2 separate regions of the Mus musculus genome follow, and region 2 is linked to region 1. A link is a loop called in an ENCODE intact Hi-C map of the cell type or tissue named here. Cell type or tissue: left cerebral cortex. All regions are shown on one strand.

Region 1 (2,500 bases):
AACCCACCCTGCTGAGCACACAGCACTCAGATTGTTTCTTTCCATAAGCCCACACGCCTCTAGGGACTGACACAGCTCATTTTACTTCTCAGCTGGTCTGTTCACCGTACAACAGAAGCTCTAATTGGTTGACTTTTTGCTCAAGTATTTGACTGACTCTGTGCTTTGACCTCAGTCTTTAAAACACATAAATTATGTGCATAGATGAGCAACCAACCACACTTCACCATCACCTGGGAACTTTCAGTAAAGATTTCAGGTCTAATATAGGTTGACCAAAAAGAAAATGACTAAAATTGCTTGCATTTGTATAGTTGTTACTTGATTGGATAAACTTATTTTTATTGTAATAATAATAATAACATAGGAAGAGGAGGAGGGGGAAGGGAGAGAGAGAGAGAGAGAGAGAGAGAGAGAGAGAGAGAGAGAGAGAGAGAGAGAGAGACTTGCTGTCAGGAAGCCCTGTCCTGAAAACCTAGGATTGAAAAAAAAACTTAAAAAAGTAACTGTGATAAAGAGCAAATTAAGAACTCTAGAAAAGCGTTAATAAAGTGGATGTGATGAAAACTCTGTGTCACATAATTGACAGGAACATCTCTGCTATATGCCTGTTGTCAGGGTATGAGCATGGCAAGCAGGTTTGGATACATACTCACCCCCATCCCCGACTATTGCTCTCCTTTGTAAATGCTTTGGATGATTTTTGCTAATCACGTTTATCCTATCTTATAAAATAAAGGTTTTAGTGAAACTTTGAGAGACAGATTCACTAGTAGTTGCAAGAAATAATTTAGAAAGCTCCCACATACTCTTTATTAAGGTCTGACAGTCAGCAGCACTAGAATATTTACGTTTCATTTGTAATGCAGAACACCTGCACTACTCTGTACACTCTCACCGCTCTGTATCAGAGGACTTTTTAAGGCTAGAGGTTGGTGCTCGCCTTTAATCCCAGCATTTAGGGAGCAGCAGCAAGCAAATCACTGAGTTCGAGGCCAGCTTGGTTTACAGAGAGAGCTCCAGGGCAGCCAAGGCTACACGGAGAAACCTTGTCCCAAAAAAGCCAAATAATAAAATTAAATAAGACAAAAATAAAATAAAATAGAAAAAGAATTTCTTTTCTAAATGTACTCGTTTCTTGCAGCCAAAGCCCCATATTTTTTTTTTTAAGCTAAAAGAACACACTTAAAAGCGAAGACTCAAAAGTTGCCTTTTAAAAAGAAAACTAAAAGCTACATTGAACACTTAAGTAGTAAGCAACTCTGCAACCCCAGAGGCACGGGAAGGGAACAGAAGCCTTCCCTGCTCCAGCTCCCACGCCAGGCCCCAACTTTTCCTTTCTGCCTACAGGCTGCCCAACCCAGACTGGTCCATCTGGTCTCAGTCCGGCCCTGCCCATCTCAGGCTCCTCCCCTACTGGACCTGCCCATTATTTCAGGCCGCGCCCCTCACCGCCCTGCCCATCTTCTCAAGCCCCGCCCAGGCTCGGCTCCTCCCTCGGGTCCCGCAGTCCTACCAGGGCCGCCAGGGGTCGTTGCATCTCCCCTGCACTTCCTCCGGTCCTTCCCACCCCACGCGGTTGTTGGCGCCAGACTCAAACAGGGAGGCCGCCTCGCGCAGCATGGTAAGAGCGAGGCTCCGACGCGCGCACCTCTGGGCTTCGGGGCCGCGGCAGCAGGGGTTGTGCCTGGCCAGGCCTTGTGAGGTTGGCCCCGCGCCCACTGCTGCGCCCGAGCCCTGATGGCGGCCTGCGCCGCCCTGGTTCCGAACCGGAGCGTTCTAGAACCGAATCCAGAAGCCCCGCAAGTTGGACCGATCCGCGGCTCCCGACCGAGAACCCCAGGGCGCACGCGCTGCGGAGTTGGCCACTGAAGTGTTCAGTGCCCTTCGGTTCTCCTGGAATTAGAACCCGGGGCCTTTTACTTGCTTGGCACGGCGCTCCCCTTTTTCAGCTGCACCCCACCACTGTACTTAGTATGCTAACAGGAGCCGCCCAGATCACTCCGCCTTTAGATCATGGCAGTGACACCCCCACCCCACCCCGCACCCCCGCCTTTAAGGGCAGGGTAGGACGCCCCACCCCCCACCCCAGCCTCCCCCACCCCCCACCCCACCCTGCTCTCTGCGGGCCAATCCTGGTTTACTACCAATCGCCGTTGTCTATTCGGACTTAATGACTCTCTGCCCTTTGGATCGTTTTTTTTTTTCAACTACCTTCAAAGTTTTGTGTCATTCTTTCCACTTTTGGCGACAGAGTATCAACGAGTCGCTAGAGTGACCCCAGATTTTAATATCTTAATTTAGTTAATTTTGGTCGTCACACAGGGTGGACAAGGATCAGGTCGTTGGGCATTTATTTGAAAAAAAAAAAATTGCCCAGCTGTAATTATAACTGATAACGGCTTCTTTGTGGTTAAACTAACAGACGGGCCACCTGGGCATGCAATGGCCCAAGGAGCCCAGGACCAGATTCAAAACAACAGTGTTACCAGTGTTTGGT
Region 2 (2,500 bases), 240 kb after region 1:
TATATTCCAGGCTGTTCAACCTTACATAAGAAGCATGACTCTTGCTTAAATTAAATGGAAGTACTGTAAATATGTAAACCATAGACATTTCACAGTGGATTTATAAAGGCACAGGAACGTGGATGTAATCAAGCAGCAAGACTAAGGCTGGCCTACAGGGTTCTGGAAAGCCCTGGAGGGAGTAGCATCTTGTACAAGCATAGCACACAGAAAGGTCAAAGAAGGCAGGCAGCAAGCACTGCAGAATCTCCAAAAGGACCCAACAGGGCCGACAGCTGGGAGTGTCTAGGGAGCCCATCTGGTTGAAAGGCAGGCACCCACAGGGAAACATGGGCAGGAAGGCTCTTGAGCTCTCCATATTGGGACTGCCAGGCAGGAGTTAGGAATAGGGGTTACCTCTATGGAGCTGGACCTGTAGTAGCCTGACTTTATTACTCAGAGTTCTCTATATACATATGCACATATGCATTATGTATGTATACATATATGTATTATGAATATATATGAACTGATAAAATGAGGATATGAATATATACACATGCATGCATATGTATACACATATATAGTATATGTTTATATTTAGACTGACTTACCAGATGTGGTCTATATAGTCCAACAAGGGCTGTGTCACAGTGCAGTCTGAGAATCCTGGAGTTGTTTAGTCCATGAGAGTGAATATCCCTGCTGTCCCAATCTAGTGCTGGGGTCCCAGAGGACTCCTTGACAGCTGCTGGTTTTCAGTCTGTGTTGGAATCCTGAAGGAGTTGAATTTAATACCGGGCATAGCGTCTGAATAGACGAATTCAGCAGCAAGATTGAGAGCAAGAGCTTCCTCTCCCCGTGTCCTTTTATGTGGGCTGTCATCGCAGGGCCCAGATTTAGGGGATGCTACCTAACGTGATCCAATCAAGAAAATCCCTCACAGGTGTGCCCAACTTCTGTGGCTTCAGTTGATCCCAGACGTAGGTCAGAGTGACAATCAAGGTCTGCAGTCACACTTTCTCTACGGCATGAGCAAAGGTGTGGCCTGAATCTAAGTACTGGGTGATGTAGGGGTGCATGCGAGGCAGAGGAACAGATGCAGGAAGGGACGCAGAAACCACGTTTTGGAGTTGAGTATGGAGCCAATGACGCCAAGGTTCCTGTGGTCTCATGTCGCCCTGAGAGGCAGAGGTGATGCTGCTGGCTCCCTCTGCCACACACATGTACCAGAACCCTACACCGTGCCAGATGAGCCTTGGGCCAGATGAGCCTTGTGTATGCTGCCCCTTCATTATGAGGTTTTTTTGTTTTTTGTTTTGGTTTGATATTTTCTCCCATTCATCTCAACCATCAAATCATTTGAGGACTTCACTGGCCCCTGATCAGTCCTGTGCCTGCATACACTCTGGGTCTGTGCAGCTTTCAGCCATCTGCACGCAGTGTTGGCAGCTTGCTTAGCAGACTGCAGGACCAAAGATTTGGGGAATTCAGAATGGACTTTGGGACCCAAGGATGTGCCCTTGGTTGCAAGGTAGATATTCTGGTGCCATCATGTGGCTGACCTTGGTCATTGCCTCGGTGTTTGTGTCCTGATTCCGTGGGTTTGTTCCTTCAGGTCAGTGGAAGCTTTCTGCACCACACTGTCCATTAGAGAGAGTCACTCAGGGAGCAGCCCTCGGTGAGCACTGTGTGCATGCAGTTTGCAGGGTTTTTTTCTTGCTCATTCTTAGTGCCTGACTTCATAGCTTCTATAAATCTGTTGTGCACAGACAACTAGCTCTCTCTGTTGACAAGGAGGGTGAAGACCTGGCTTGGAAGCCATAGACTAAGCCTTAGCTCTGGGTTTTTATTTTCTCTTAAATGCTTTGTTTGTTTGTTTGTTTTAGAAAAGCAATTTTGATCACAGAAACATTAAAAGGAAAGGGGGGAGAGATGTATTATGTATCTAAAATGTAATGTTTTTTGAATGAGATCTTTAGCTTTTTTTTAGTGTAAGATAGTTAAGAGTAACTATTACTGCGTGTATATGGAAGTTGTAATCCTGATTTTCTCATGTGGTTGAGTATTGAGTGGGAAGATGCTACTCCATCCTCCTTCTGCAGGCTGCCTCTCCTCTTCACTTCATAAATAACTCTGTGATGAATGATTCGTTCTGACTCACCGTGATGGCTGCAGGCAGGACTGACTGGTTCAGCTTCCTCATTGTCAGGCTGCCTTCCAGGAGGGTGACTCCAGGTGACTTTCTCCTGGGTGGCAGTTGAATGAGCTGGCCTCATTCTCCCTGAAGCATCATTTGTGTCAACAATCTTCTGTTGTTGGGTTCAAGGCCCCCACATGCTAATAAGCTCATGCCCTACCTCTGAGCTATACCCCTAGGCCAGTTAGCAAAATATTGGACATGTGATAGATGAGCAAGGGTGTTTGGTTTGGGGGTGTTGTTGTTGATTTGGGTGATGGGACTTGGATCCAGGACTACTTCTGGGTGGAAACAGTTGTGTTATCTTTTTATTTTATCTAG

Evidence for each region. A loop is a pair of places that touch in the nucleus more often than their neighbours do. Peaks named below come from ENCODE experiments on the same cell type or tissue, not always from the same donor. Only the 100,000 strongest peaks of a DNase experiment are listed, where the experiment ranks them.
Region 2: a loop joins it to region 1, with 2.7 times the contacts of the local background. A loop is called at or near these places in 2 of 42 quality-filtered maps.

Annotation. Positions count from the first base shown.
Region 1 is chr3:84,154,786-84,157,285 of GRCm38, reverse strand. Mnd1 (meiotic nuclear divisions 1) reads left to right here and starts at 1,500. Exons shown (of 8, transcript NM_029797.3): 1 at 1,500-1,624. The coding sequence starts at 1,622. In left cerebral cortex, a CTCF peak has its summit at 1,531 (motif pointing right); a DNase peak (open chromatin) is centred at 1,485; H3K4me3 peaks cover 1,102 bases.
Region 2 is chr3:83,914,994-83,917,493 of GRCm38, reverse strand. The region is part of intron 26 of Tmem131l (transmembrane 131 like); the gene reads left to right. Among named protein-coding and RNA genes, the nearest start is that of Tlr2, 75 kb to the right of the region's middle. In left cerebral cortex, a CTCF peak has its summit at 1,537 (motif pointing left); DNase peaks (open chromatin) are centred at 236, 1,540 and 2,146.